2 separate regions of the Homo sapiens genome follow, and region 1 is linked to region 2. Evidence: chromatin loops called from intact Hi-C (ENCODE). Cell type or tissue: Panc1. All regions are shown on one strand.

Region 1 (8,000 bases), 480 kb after region 2:
CCCTTCAATGATAGAGTGGATAAAGAAAATGTGGCACATATACACCATGGAATACTATGCAGCCATAAAAAAGGATGAATTCATCTCCTTTGCAGGGACATGGATGAAAGTGGAAACCATCATTCTCAGCAAACTAACACAAGAACAGAAAACCAAACACCACATGTTCTCACTCATATGTGGGAGCTGAACAATGAGAACACATGGACACAGGGAGGGGAACATCACACACTGGGGCCTGTCAGGGGGTGGGGGACTACAGAATAGCATTAGGAGAAATACCTAATGTAGATGATGGGTTGATGGGTGCAGCAAACCCCCATGGAACGTGTATACCTATGTAACAGACCTGGACGTTCTGCACCATGTACCCAAGAGCTTAACGTATAATAATAAATAAATAAATAAATAAGAAACTGGAGCCAGGATAGCACGAAGGAGGGGAGCTCATGCTTGCATTTCTGAGATAACAACAGTCTCAAGGATTTTCTTAAAAAAATCCCACAAGAAATTCCTCCATGTCCTTCATGCATCTCATGCTTTTCATGATCCACGTCTTGCATGTATGCACATATTTCTAAACCGGGTTTATCACTAGACATTCTTTAGGACCACAGCAGTTCAGATAAGACGTTCTTGAAAAAACTTTTGCCCAGTAACAGTGTCTCCACCAATGAACTAATGCCAACTCTGACTTTGAGCCTCAGGCACCAATAAACTCTGTTTTTAAGCAGCTTGTATGAACTTCTTTTTGCCAATAAAAGCTTTCCCTTACTCTCTCCTCTTCAGGTGCACTTGTGGCTTGCCACAGCTATGCATCCTAGATTAGAATCCTTTTTCCTTACTCCTGAGTAAATGCATCATGTTAGGAGATCAAAAAAAAAAAAAAGATATTCATCGAACATCTAACATGGATGAGACATAAGGAAATGACTAGGTGCTTTAAATCCCCTAGGGGAAATATTTATTTATCGACTTACTTTATTTATGGTTGACACATAATAATTGTACATATTTATGGAGTACAATGTGATGTTTTGACATATGTATAAATTGTGTAACAATTAAATCAGGGTAATTAGCATATCTATGACCTTAAGCATTTATCATTTCTTTGTGATAGGAATATTCTCTTACAGCTATTTTGAAATACACAATACGTAACTGTTAATTCTAGTCATCCTACAATGCAGCAGAACACCAGAACTTATTCCTCCTATCTAACTGTAGCTTTTTATATTGCTCAATCTCTTATCATCCCCTACCACTGCACCTTCCCCATCCTCTGGTAATCACTATTCTACCCTTTACTCCTCTGAGAACAACTCATTTTCAAAGAGTTTACACTTCAAGGAAAAGACAGAGAATAAGGTACACCTATCATAGAATATGCAATTTTTTTCCTTTTTTTCCTAGCTTCTATGAAGATTTTAAGGTTAGAATCTGGGCTCAAGTGCTGCAATAATGATTTGCATATGATTCATGATTAATCATCTCCTATTCTTCATTATCTGGCCTTGGTGCCTTTAATAATTTAATTATTTAACGGCCCTCTTGTACTCAGGTTGTTAGAAGCCATCAGAGTTATGCTTCAGAAGTACGCTGGATATAATTAATATATGAAATAATAAACACATCACTTCATGTGAGGAGTTTGAAAAAAGCAAAGTACCAACTGAACCTTTAATAATAATCACACTTTGCTTATTTATATTATATATATGTTTTTTTGAGACAGGGTCTCATTCTGTTGCCCAGGCCGGAGTGCAGTGGCACCATCTTGGCTCACTGCAACCTCTACCTCTCAGGCTCAGATGATCCTCCCACCTCAGCCTCCCAAGTAGCTGGGTCTACAGGCATGCACCACACACCTGACTAACTTTTGTATTTTTTTTAGAAAGGGAGTTTTACCATGTTGCCCAGGCTGGCCTTGAACTCCTGGGGTCAAGCAATTCACCCACCTTGGCCTCCCAAAGTGCTGAGATTACAGGCATGAGCCACCATGCCCAGTCTTTGCCTTTTAAAGGCATAACAAGACAAATCTAGTTATTTGAACAAGTCACTTACTGTTTCAAGACTAGTTTACTTGATCATAAAATATAGGCTTTAATAACATTAGATCAGTTTTTCTCACATTTTTTTCCTCACAGCAGATAAACTTTTTTCCAAGTCCTATATAGAATCTCCATAAAGAAATTTTTAAAAGCTGCTCTGGCTAAAGTTGGGGTTGAGGGCCAAAGGCACCACCTACTGGGCTCCCCCTTCAATCTTTCCATCATCCATCTGTGGCAGCAGAGGCACTTCAAGAAGCCAAAAGTTCTGTTCAATATAGTTTAAAAAACAACTAAGTTGTTCACTGTGGTCTCTTCCAGTTCTAAAATTCACTATACACCAAAGCCAAAGGTTTCCTGTTCCTTATCTATATAGTTTAAATAGAAACCTTGACACACTATTCTGAAAATTAGTACATGAAATGTGCTCAAAGTTTGTGTTAAACACTGTAAGAAACGAAAAAAGTCTAATTAATTCTATTGGTGTATCTGAACAGAATGTAAAACATGGTTTTAAAAGTTTTCAAAGTAGACATCATCAAAAATTATATATTCACAATATTTTGAAATATCAACAATACCATTTACAGTCACAAGCTCTATGAGCTGCATCTATTCATCCAGTTTCCACAAATACATAGCTCTATGAGCTGCATCTGTTCATCCAGTTTCCACAAATACCTTTATAAATTAGAAGTATAAATGATTAAGAACTAATTAACAAATTCTTCATTAATTTATCTTCACATCCCAGGAAATATATCTGCTAGTCTGACTTAATACAACACTGCTAAAGAGAAAAATAAAAGATTCATACCTTTACGGAGATTTTTGTATAGGCTCTCAATAGTTAAAAGCAAGTTCTTTTCCATAACTAATCCAAATACAGCCAACCAATGTTTTTTAAAGCACTGTAGTAAATGTAGTAGAGTCCATGGTGGTTTCAGGTACAGGATCTAAAGAGTATGTAGAAAAAAATTAACATCTCTAGATTTATTATTCCAATTATTAAAAAGTACCTATTTAGGAATTCCTACATATATTTTGAGCAAAATATAATTAGTTGGATTCTTTTTAAATTAAAAGATGTAAAGTCAATCATAACATTAAAATGCTAATTCCATTGCAAATTGCTTTTGTAAAACTCATGTTAGTATTAATCTTAATAGTTTCAGAAACTGTGCAAAAAAGAAAAACATACATCTAATCAGAGGAAACATAGTTTTATCAGCTAAGGTCCTTCAATCTACTTGTCAACGCAGTCATCGCTATAAGAAAATTAATCTAATTATTTCATGTAACTGGGTGAAAATCAGTATAGAAAAAAGATGTTCGGTGGCTCATGCCTGTAATCCTATCTCTTTGGGAGGCCGACGTGGGCGTATCACAAGGTCAGGAGTTCGAGACCAGCCTGGCCAACATGGTGAAACCCCATAGCTACTAAAAATGCAAAAATTAGCTGGGCCTGGTGGCAGACACCTGTATTCCCAGCTACTTGGGAGGTTGAGACAGGAGAATAGCTTGAAACCGGAAGGAGGAGGTTGCAGTGAGCCGAGATCACGCGACTGCACTCCAGCCAAACTCCATCTCAAAAAAAAAGAGAAGAAAAAAGATGTCAGTGACAACTGTCACTTGTTACACTCTTGCAAAGACATGCCTATTAAAAACATTGATCATTTAATTCTATAAGATGTCAGCACTTCCTTTTCTGAATCACTCACATATATACAATTACTTTCCTTATCTCTACTATGAGATATCAACACTCCTAGTATCTTCTGATGATTCGTCATCATTTTGGTTCAACTTTGTCAATATAATCAAGTAGCAAATGCACCGTTCTGGCAAATATTAGAATCTCACAGAACAGCTGGAATAGATACAAGCTATGATTGATGCAAAATCATGTTTCTCCTAGCTATAAATGCTCACGCCTGTAATCCCAGCACTATGGGAGGCTGAGACAGAAGGATCACTTGAGGTCAGGAGTTCAAGACCATCCTGACCAACATGGTGAAACCTCGTCTCTAATAAAAATACAAAAATTAGCTGGGCGTGATGTCACATGCCTGTAATCCCAGCTGCTTGGGGGGCTGAGGCAGGAGAATCACTTGAATCTGGGAGGCGGAGGTTGCAGTGAGCCAAGATCATGCCATTGCACTCAAGCCTGGACAACAAGAGCGAGACACCGTCTCAAAACAAAACAAAACAAAAAACACTGAACTTTTGAAACCATTATTATTAGAGTTTTACTGATTGTCAAAAAGGTGTGAATCCAAAGAAATTTCAAAATATCTTACTAATACAATCAACTTATACTCTGATTCTTACATTTACATGGCACAAGCAAAAATACATACTTCTTTTTCTGAATACATATTGCTAGAGAGATTCCTTATATTAGACATTTTGACTCAAATTAAATAGACAAGTTTTTTTTCATTCAATTTAAGCACCATGGGACAGTGCATCTGACACACAGCAGATGCAAAATAAATATCTGTTTGCTCAAAAAAAAGAATAACATATATTCCTAACCATTAAGAAATGTCCATCATTTAACTGTCAAAAAACTATTTCAAAAACTTGAAGAAAAATGTAACATGATACAGATTATTCAATGAAGCGTATGCATTTTATACAAGTAATATTTCTTAAGATAACAAATCTTCAGCAATAAAAAAGAAATTTTCAACTAATAGAGTTCAACTAATCACCTCCATCCAAAGGTTTCCAAAAGCAATTTTCATTTCTGTTTCTAATATTGAAGATAAACCTGTTCCAAGAGATTTTTCAAGATCAGATACAATGCTCTCAAGCAGAATGGACAGTCCAGAATTTGTAGATTCCTCCTTATAGCTCTCTTTCAAGGGTGTTGTTTCTTTAAAACAAATAGTTACAGACTTTATTTAGAATGCTAACAGTAATTATTATACATATAATTAGTATATTGCCATAAACAGTAAACATTTTATGTATATATTTTAATTATATATAAAACAAACAAATATTTTATTTTCAAAACAATTTAGAAACATGTATCTCTATTATAGTTGCTTTAGATGCAACATAAATATATTACTTTAACAAATGTTTTATCTTTTTAACAGGCAATTAAATAATATTTTTACTCAAATAAAAATGTAAGAAATGTATGCGATATTTCAACTACAATTTAATTTTATTATTTTCCAAAGAGAGTTACAAGAATGCCTTGGATTTATTCACAACAAAAAACCAAGAACTATGGATCAAAATGGGTTTTTTTCCAAAAATGGAATATTTTTCTTTTTTTTTTTCTTTTGAGACGGAGTCTCGCTCTGTTGCCCAGGCTGGATGCAGTGGCGCGATCTTGGCTCACTGAAACCTCTGCCTCCTGAGTTCAAGAGATTCTCCTGCCTCAGCACCCCGAGTAGCTGGCAAAAACGGAATATTTTTCTAAACTCAGCCCACATCAATAAATTTCCAGCTTAACTATCTTCATGCCCTCCTCCTTTAAAAGGAGCTTTTATTATTTTAAGTGATATCACTTCATTAACATTACTTTTTAGATACTTGAAAACAACTGTAATTTTCTTATGGCAAAATTAAAAATATTAAGTGGCTTATCTCTACAAAGTGGACAAGCTAAAGGCACACTACCCTTGAAAAACTGTAAACTAGAATATCCTGTTATTCCTTCAAAGGCCATTTTGAATATTATGACAAAAACGTTATTTCCAAAAAGGGTAAATAAGTAGTATATATGTATATATGACTATTTTCACAATTATATATAAAATGCACATATATTAGAGACTTCAATAATCATTTTCCCCAAAGAGGGGAAAGGTGGGATGTACTTATAAATAATGTCAGGTTTAATAAAATATTTCTTCAAATATCAAGCTACAGAACAGATTATTCTGGTGAAAAAAAATGAAATAATAGTATTGTCCTTACTTTTTTTTTTTTTTTCTGAGACGGAGTTTTGCTCTTGTTGCCCAGGCTGGAGTACGATGGCACAATCTCGGCTCACTGCAACCTCCACCTCTTGGGTTCAAGCAATTCTCCTGCCTCAGCCTCCCGAGTAGCTGGGATTACAGGCGCCCGCCACCACGCCCGGCGAATTTTTTCGTATTTTTAGTACAGACAGGGGTTCCCCATGTTGGCCAGGCTGGTCTCGAACTCCTCAGGTGATCCACCCGCCTCGGCCTCCCAAAGTGCTGGGATTACAGGCGTAAGCCAGTGCACCCGGCCTGTTACTTCTTGATTATTAGTTTAAAATTTTTAAAAAGAAAACTATTACTAGATTCCAACAAGTTTCTCTATTGCTAGCTGAGTTTTTATCATATTAATAGGTTATAAATAGAAAGCCAACTTAAAAAAGAAACTAAAAAATTATCTCTATGTCAACTAAATATCTCCTATAACTGCTATTAATTTAAAAGGAATACTCTGTTTCACTTGAAGAAAATGAAGGTGAAAAATACAGGTACACTCTGCAAGGTACAAATTAGCATGTACACAGTGATTATAATGTAAAAATGTATGTAAGCGTGCAGACAAAAACATCAAATTAATTTGTAAAAGTACATATAGAAGGTAATAATGTTAATTATGTTTTCTTTTGGATTACCATCATAACTTCCATTTATTCAATGACTTACATGCCAGCAAGTATTCCAAACGATGTTATTTTAAATGTACAAAATAAAAATTTACTATCGATTCTAATGTTATAAATAATCTTAGTGTATAAAATAAGATATATCTCTAATTATTTATAGTAAAAATACTACCTGCTTTCAACTGTTGCTTAGGAATACAAGGCTGATGACACACATCTGTGTTCAGAGATAAGTGTAATAACTCTGCACTCAATTCTTCTTTACTGAGTGACTTCACACCACTTATTAGGCCTTTGTTTCTTAAGTTTCTATCATCCCTAAGGTTGGGAGGTTGGGATTAGGAGGAAAAAATATTTTTTATAAGGTAAACCACATGGCAAATCAAAACACATGAGATCTAGTCAGAGGCAGGTGATTCTCAGCCTATACCTTAAGAAAGAATAACAACTTTTTTAAAAAAATATGAGCTTTGGGTACTAGGCACCATTCTAAAGTGCTTTATATATATATATATAAATCTATTTAATCCTCACAACAAACTTCTGAGGTAGGAGTAGTATTAACTTTACCCCCATTTCACAGATGGGGAATTGAGGTGTAAAGTTAAGTAACTTGTCCAAAGTTACACCCAGTAAGTGGGAGCTGGATTTGAATACAGGAATGTGATTATCCAAAGAGAAATAAACAGAGAGCTATGTATGAGAAATAATTCACAGTAGGCAGACAAGTACAAATTTACTCAGATTAAGCATAAGACAAATAGCACAAACTTGCTGTTTGCTGAAAGAAGCCAATATGATTAGAACATAGTGCATGAGACCAGTTTATGAGGTTATAGAGAACGACAAGGGCATTAAAAAACAGGAAACTTAAGGGCTTCAGTGGGAAAATGACATGATCGTATCTGTGTTTATTAAATTGTTCTGGAGGCCAGTAGGCTTCCAGCTTCTGTTAATGGCATAGTAGTTTGGTCACACTAACCCTACTACGAATGAGAATTATAAAATCTAAACCAAAAAAAAAATATATTAACTATTTGAAGGCACTAGAAAGCAACAGAATGTAGGCAGAAGCTGGAGTGGGAGTCTACCCTGAAGACACAGAAAATGCATAGCGAGAACTACAAGTCTCTTTTTACCTGAGGGCATTTCCCAATTCATCAAGTGTGACAAGTATTAGTGGCTTGAAATGTCAAAGAACCATGTTCAAGGTTGACCAGGGCAGCTGGAAAGTTAAGGGAGAGAGTGCTCTAGGTTGGCAGCTGGCAAGATGGCAGAATAGGAACAGCTCCAGTCTGCAGCTCCCAGCTAGATCAATGCAGAAAGCAGGTGATTTCTGC
Region 2 (8,000 bases):
TGGAACTGAGAAGACTTCCATCTGGCCTGATGGGCCAAGAGGAAATGGAAAAAGCCTGAAGTTTATCTGGATTTATATTACAGGACTACTGGCCAGAAGCAGGAATACAAAATAGATGAGCAAAGGATAAAAGGTGACGAATTCAAGACAGCGTACGTGAATGAAGTTCACATGACAGATTTTGGCAGGAAAGAGATGTCAGGGAGAAAATTTGAAGAGGTTTACTATGACAAGAATGGTGGCTCACCCCTGTAATCCCAGTAGTCTGGGAGGCCGAGGTGGGCAGACCACCTGATATCAGGAGTTTGAGACTAGCCTGGCCGACATGATGAAACCCTGTCTCTACTAAAAATACAAAATTATCTGGTCCTGGTGGTGTGTGCCTGCAGTCCCAGCTACTCAGGAGGCTGAGGCTCAAGAATCACTTGAACCTGGGAGTTGTAGGTTGCAGTGAGCTGAGATCGCACCACTGCACTCCAGCATGGGCGACATAGCAAGGAATTTTCTTGGGACATTGCAATAAACATTTAAACTCCGTTGAATTAATTTTCATTGCCTGATTGGTGTTGTTTTGAATGTGACACCATCTACAAGGGATCTCCTGGTCTCTCAGGCACAACTTGAAACCACTATCTTTCCAAAATGCAAATCTGATCATGTCACTCCTCTCCTGAAAATTCTTCAAAAGTTCCAAATCAGTCTGCTTAGCACTGGATGAGCTGGTCCCTAATTAGGTTCAGTCACATGTCCTACTATCACCTTGATTCTATGCTCCAGCCATACATATAATGGATAGTTCTGCAGATGCATTATGATCTCACAGGTCTTCAGACCTTCACACTCACACTGCTCCCTCAGCTTGAAATGCCTCCCTACCTCATTCTTTTATTCATCCTTTCATACAACAAACATTTTTGAGCACCTATTATGTGTTAAGCACTGTTCTAGGTTATAAGTAACCAAAGCAGTAAACAACCATGACAACAACAATAACGAAACAGTGAATGAAACACAAAATAAGCACCTGCCTACATAAGGCATACACTCCCTTGGATAGTTCTTCATGCTATTCAAAACACACTCTGATATGATAGTAACAAAAGGTAGGGTGTGGGCCTTGTTTAAATCTTGTTTCAAGCACACTACCTTTTAAAAAATCATGAAACAACAGAAGAAATTTGAATCTTACTGGATATTTGAAAATATTAAGAAATTGTTATTAATTTCTAGGTGAGAATAGTATTGTAATTATTTGTAAAAATGAGATGATCTTTTATGGATACATACTAAAATATTTATGGATGAAATAATATGAAATAAGATGAAATTGGATTTAAAATAGTCTATTTAGCTGGGCTCTATGGCAAGCAACTGTGGTCTCAGCTACTCGGAGGCTGCGGCAGGAGGATCATTTGATCCCAGAAGTTCAAGTCCAGGCTGGGCAATGTAGCAAGACTCTGTTTCATGTCATCAAAGAAAAGAAAGAAGGGAGACCTGAGCTAACACAGTAGTATGCTCAGCCCCCTTACCATGTGATACCCCCTTGGACCACCTCAGGACTCTGCAGAGTCCCCACCAGCAAGAAGGCTTTCATTAGATGTGACCCCTTGACCTTGAACTTCTCAGGCTCTAGAACTGTAAGAAATAAATTCCTTTAAATTAATTAATTAAAATAAAGTAGCCTATTGAGGGGTTGTAGGGAGTGAGGAAGTATAGATAAAACAAGATTGGTTATGTGAGGATAGCTGTTAAATTATCTCTCTACTTTGTATATGTTTGAAAATTTCCATTACAAAAGGTTTTTAAAAAGGAAGAAAAGAAAAATGTCAAGATGCATTTGGACTCCTGCCCTCCATCAAGTCTTTTCTGGGGTCCCTACTCCCAGGCCCATTCTCTGGAACTCAAGTGGCCTGCTTGCTTTCCCAGTCACTTGACTCATTCCATCATCACATCATTTTGCCACTGTTGGTCTATATCACCCCAATGAGACAGCCAATTAAGGGCAAGGACTGTGTGTGTCTGTCTAATCATTCTTTCATCAGCTACAATTACAATGCCTGGTGAAAAAATAGACACTGTACATCATCTCTGCAAATGAAAAACCAAAGCCTATGAAAATCAGATTTCAATGAAAGCAACATTAATTTCAGCAGAACAGAAGCTTGGTAGCTGCCTTCTCTACTAAGCAAAATGATCTGACAGATGCAATTCCACTGGTTCAACATATATTTGTTGAGTCCCCCACTGTGTGAGAGACACTGTGCTGGGTACCATATGCTCCCTATTAACAACTGTCTTCATTCTTTGGGGTCTCCATGAAAGACCAGGAGAAAACGCAAGGATGGCTATGCACATGTGCGCACACACATAAAATTATTTTCTTATTATTATTCCCTTTAGGATCCAGTTGAAATAAACAACAAAGTTAGTATCCCTGTAGTAATCTAGCATTTGTGTGTTCATTTTACATACCGTATTCATAAATGAAATTAAATGCATTGATATTTTAAATGGTTGCTAGGCCCATTTAAGTTAAATATTAAGTTAACTGAAGATAAAACAACTTTTGTTTCTTCCCTGGGGCTTATTTCCATTTTTAAAAAGTTAAAAGCAAAATATATATGCATATTATTTGTTCTACTAATGATATGAAAGTTGTAAATTCTGACAGGTTTAAGTAAGTAGTAGGTGACATGGGTCTCTACTCACCTTCTCCCAATCCAAAATTAAGTACAGATAAACAAATCAACCTCATGATAAGGTAAGATGAATAATATGCTCTAGTTTTGTGGCATTTTTCTCTTCGAGGCAGATTACGACCTCAATTTTGAGTAAAATTACATTGTCTGTCAAGAAGAATTCACATCAAATAAAGAGTATTTTCAAAGAATATACACTTAACTCACTTTGCTCTTTTACCATAACTTTGAACTTAATTTTATTGGTGCCACTGCAGTGACAATATTTCAGAACCTATGAAAATCTTGCTCAGTGATGACACAGCCCAATAGCTAGAGCTATCCTTCAACACATTTAATTCCATCAATTTTAAGGTAAAGTATACTTTGCAAAAGCTACTAACAATTCATAGAGCATAACGAAGCAGAAGGGAAGATCACTGTTGCAAATTTTCCAGTATAGCCGCACTAGATAGGCCCAATTTTATATGATCTTCACCATCATGGTATTACACAGGGCCTGCACCTTGAAGAAGCCGAAAACGTTCTTATGAAATGAACACGTGAATAAATCTCATAAGTTTGGACTAATGAAACAGGGTCAAATACTAAAAGCCTATAATATACAAGGGCATCCATATATAGTTTCATTTTTCTAAGAGTACATTAAAGCCAAAATATGTATCTTGATCAATGACTTTGGATGACCACGGAGGTCTACAGAAAAAAAAAAAAACTGGGAAAACTCTTTTAATGGTGGCCAAAATAATATTTTGATCAATTACCTGAATGTAAATGACACTTATAAATATTCAACTATGTGTTCAAAATATTTAAGAATATTTAAGGCTAGTAATTTATAGTATTAGTAGTAATTTCCATTATCTATGAAGTATCATATTAAACCAAGATAAGTACCTACCAACTCTAAACTTGCAGCTTTCTCTAATATGGGGCCGGCACCTAGCTGCTGAAGTCAGAAACCTGGCTTGAACCCTATCTTGGACTCCCTTTTTTCCTGGCTCCATTACCCTAATTACCAAAGTATATTGTCCTATGACCCAACAATCTTTTCCTTTTGTCTACCTGGAAACCTCCCACTTCTCCTTCCAATTCACAATTCTGTATAGCTAACCTGACTCTCCCAGACAGACTTAGGCCTTCCTTATGTGTAATATACCTTAGCCATACTTCTGTTGTATCATATTACTATATCATTATATTATAATTATTCAAACCTCTCCTTGCTTGGGAAGGGGCTGTTCAGAACCAATTCGGCTGAATACATTGGTGGAGCAAACCCAAGCCAATATCCACAAGAGGGAGCCATAAATCAGGAATCAGAGGTCAGAAACAAACACTAGCTCCAAGAGATCAGATTAAAAGGGTAAATGACTAGTTAATGGGTGCAGCACACAAGCATGGCACATGTATACATATGTAACTAAACTGCACATTGTGCACATGTACCCTAAAACTTAAAGTATAATAATAATAAAATAAAATAAAAAAAAAATTTTCAGGAAAAAAAAAGAAAGGGTACCTGGAAGGCTGAGCTAAGTAAGATCTGGGAAGTGAGGGGAAGGATAGAAATGCGAGCAGGTTAGCTAAAGGAAAACAGTTCAGAATAATTGCCACAAACACTGATGGGTCTGAAACTCACATTTACTCAAGGGAGTTCTGTTGCATGGAGATTATTAAGCTATTTTAACACAGCCAACACAAGGAAATCAGTCAGGGTGTTCCATTATTTGCCAGATGAATGGTCAGCTATTTCGGAGGGTAGAGGTCTGATCTCTTCTCCCAGGTAAAGTAAAGCCAGGGCCTTGGCTCAGCTGGGATTCCGGAGCTGAAAGTACATAGGAAGTGAGTCTGTGGGGCACGCTGGTTGCTGTAGGTGACAGCAGAGGGGAAGTGACATCTGTGGCTCAGAGAAAGGGTAGAAGGAGCCAAAGAGGCTCCAAGGCCCTCATTCATTTATTCAATAAACATAGAGTAAGGGCTTAATGTGTGCTAAGCACTGTGCCAGAGCCGTGTGACCTCATGGTGAAAGAGAGCCTTCATAAGTGAGAGAGTGTTAGAGAAGTAAAAAACAGAATTTTGAAGATCATGTTCATCAGGGGTTGCTCAGCTAGTGGTTAAGTTCAAGGAGATGACGAAGACAAGAATGGGACCCAAACCAAGGGTAGGAGCAAAGATTCAGTGAACTGATAAGAAGAGCCAGTGGCATTCAGGAAGCCAGCCTGGGAAGATAGGCAGAGGTAGCAGTGCATGCAGCGAAGTGTGTGCTTCAGGTGTCTGAGCCCAAGGGGGAGGGCAGGTGAGGAGCTGAACCTGTTTATAGAGGAAGGAAAGAGTCATGGACACAAGTTCACCTCTAGGCTGTAGCAAGGACACAGTGGGCGATAAAACATTCATTTGTTGAGTAACTTAACAAATGATGAATGAATGAATGAATGAATGAATATGACTGTCCTCCCTTTCACATTGTTTGATTTAATTAGTTTGATCCTTGAAGAGTATTTGAAGCAGTAAGTCTTAGAAACTTCTGTCCTGATTGCCCAGGTTGTATAAAATCTAGCACCTTTTCTTCTTTTTACTGCTCTATTTCCTGTCCTGTTCCTTCTGACTCTCCTTAACATTCTAGAGCTCTTTGAATCTCATGAGTCAAAGAAAGGAAAGGGAGTGAAGCTGAGCCATCAAGTTGCATATTTGGGGCAAATCATAGCAAAAGACTTGCTGCAGAAACAATCGATTGTTTTAGATTTTCATTTGGCTACATTATCCTTCTATCTATACCACAGGTGTAATAAAAACTGTTATTTTACTTTGCCAGTGGAGAGTGTATCCAAGTGGTTTACAGTTCACAGCTAAATAAAACACTATTTGGGTTCTCATTAAAACCTTGTTAGGATGTTATATAATAGAGGAAGAAGCTTAGAGGGACAGCAAGGCCATTTGATGCTTTGGAGCACGTATTGTCTTCCCACTCATTACCTTGCCAACGTGAGTGTGCACAGTTGGTCCTTCCAGCAAGCTCCGGACCTGCCTCTTCACATCCTTGGCTGCATTACTGAGAATCTGTCAGCTCATTCTCCTCACCCCTGGGGGGAATCACACAAGGAAGTTCAGTCAGGGTCAAGGTGCCTTGTTTCTCTTCCTCTTCAATGGATTTACTCTATAATCCTATTTGTCCTGCCAAATGAAAGGAAATCCTCATTGTCTTTTCACACTTCAGCTTCCCTAACGCAAGAGCTATCTTAAGAGTTATGACTAAGTTACCAACTTGCTTCACGTAGGTATTTGTTTTTTCCTGGAATGGTGATGGGATCAAGGCCCAAATCTATGAAACAGTTTGTGAGAATTTTTGGAACTATAAGGCATTTGTCAGGATGGATAGTGGTGGTTTGATGTTGATCTTACTCATTTTCATTTCTGTTATTCTCTGAGAATTTTAACCATGTTATTTGAAACTTCTTCACAAAAATGACTTAATGATAAAAATTTCAGAAGAGCAAAATGTTAATAAGCCCCAGTTCCTAATCTGGTCTGTGTCTAGTAATAGTTAATGCCTCAAAATTTCAGGATTATTAAAAATAAGTCTTCTTAAAGTTGAAATAAACCTTTTTCTGTTTCTTCAGGTAATTGAAAGGATGCCATATGTTATTTTAAATGCAAAAATATTGTATCTCAAAGGATCAAAGGATCCAATTGGATCTCAGAAAAATGCTATCTAGAGAAAAACTACCATTATAAATCATAGAATTATAAAATAATAAGGTGAAAATGGTCTTAAAGGTCAGTGCAATAATTGATAGTCTTGTCCCTTTGCAGATGAGGAAGCTAAGGCTGCTCAAATGACATGATGTGTACATGATGACAAAACTCATGAATTCATGAATTCAAACACGAATCTTCCATTCCCCAAAGTCCAAGCCCATGTACAGAAAATTCTAGGCCACTGCACATCCTCCCTTTTATAATTGCACATTTAGTAATACAAGCTTCATATTAAATTTCCAAGCTCATATCTGGATTGAAGAATATGTCTCCATGCATATCGTTAAACATTTCCAACAGGTTTTTTTTTTAAATTTATTGCATTTGGCCTTTATTCTCAACTCAAAAGCTTGGTATAAGTGCAAGCCTTTTGGAATTTTTTAAAAGATAAAGATTTCCTTTGTGTCTGAGATCTAGATTTTCCTCAGACCTTATTTCAACTTGGTTAGTTCAATTTTCCTCTTTAAAACTCCTTTATTTTCATTTAACTAAGGAAGTGTGTTCATCATGTACCTTCTTACCTCTTGAAATATTTGTTTTGTTTAGCCATAAAAGTCCAAATGCAATTTAACACCTAAAAAGAGAAGAGGTGCAATTGTAAAACTGTAACAATTTTGCTAAATTGAGCAGTACTTCTTTAAAAATCTTAGGAAATATGAATTCTTCTATTATGAGCTATACACTTGTTATCACTGAAAGATAATTACTACTTTTCTAAACTCAGCCAGTGAGGTATATAATCCTAATGTCCTTTCTCCAAGGTAAGAAATGGTCATCTTTCTGGATATTAAAAGACAATAAATACATCAATTAAATTAAAAAGATGAAGATTATTAAAGTGATTTAACAGATTTAAAGATTATTAGAGTTCATTTGGAGCTGACTACAGCTCCAAAGGATGAATATTAAATGAAACTTATTAAATAATTTTTAATTCAAATCAATTTCATATTCTTGAGTTGTTCATCAAAAATAAATGCTGACATGTTATCATCCAACAAGTTCAAAGCACTTCCTGTTTGGTAAAAAAGGAGACCTAATGTTCTGCATAATCACGTTGTCTTGAGAAAAGACTTCGGTTTTACAGAAATTATTCTCTCTCCCATGCCAGGAATTGAAGGAGGGAAAAGAGAAAAAAAAAAGTTCTTGGGTAGAAAAATAATTCTTGTAGTATCATTATTAAATTTGGCTACAAACAGTATTGGTATGCTTTATGTCTAAAATAGTACCATTGGAATTGCTTTAATGGATGAATAATTATTTTACAATGTAACCATGGATTTTATCAAAATACCTCCCTTACGTAAGGCAAAAGTGAGCAAGTTTAAAAACAGTAACTCATGATCACCTGCTACTGTAAAAATCCAGTGATATGCATACCTTTCATTCAGAAGTTAGTAATGCCCTCTAGATCTCTCTTTTTATTCTGCACCTTTGTCAACCAACCCACTTTATGGCTATTAAGTCCCTAAAGCTTCTGAATCCTCTACAGCTCATCTCAAAACAAAAGCTAACCACCTGACATGCAGGGCTGGTTGTATG

The links. Peaks named below come from ENCODE experiments on the same cell type or tissue, not always from the same donor. Only the 100,000 strongest peaks of a DNase experiment are listed, where the experiment ranks them.
Region 1: it touches region 2 in a loop (2.7-fold over the local background); 3 of 110 quality-filtered maps call a loop at or near these places.

What each region holds. Positions count from the first base shown.
Region 1 is chr1:185,201,632-185,209,631 of GRCh38, reverse strand. It overlaps SWT1 (SWT1 RNA endoribonuclease homolog), which reads right to left. Exons shown (of 19, transcript NM_017673.7): 11 at 6,833-6,978; 12 at 4,769-4,932; 13 at 2,869-3,007. Among named protein-coding and RNA genes, the nearest start is that of SWT1, 48 kb to the right of the region's middle. In Panc1, no CTCF peak of the experiment used is centred here; no DNase peak of the experiment used is centred here.
Region 2 is chr1:185,677,231-185,685,230 of GRCh38, reverse strand. It overlaps LOC107985239 (a long non-coding RNA gene), which reads right to left. Exons shown (of 3, transcript XR_001738340.2): 2 at 5,676-5,782; 3 at 4,326-4,527. Among named protein-coding and RNA genes, the nearest start is that of GS1-204I12.4, 35 kb to the right of the region's middle. In Panc1, CTCF peaks have their summits at 3,791 and 3,994 (motif pointing right); a DNase peak (open chromatin) is centred at 4,010; H3K27ac peaks cover 800 bases.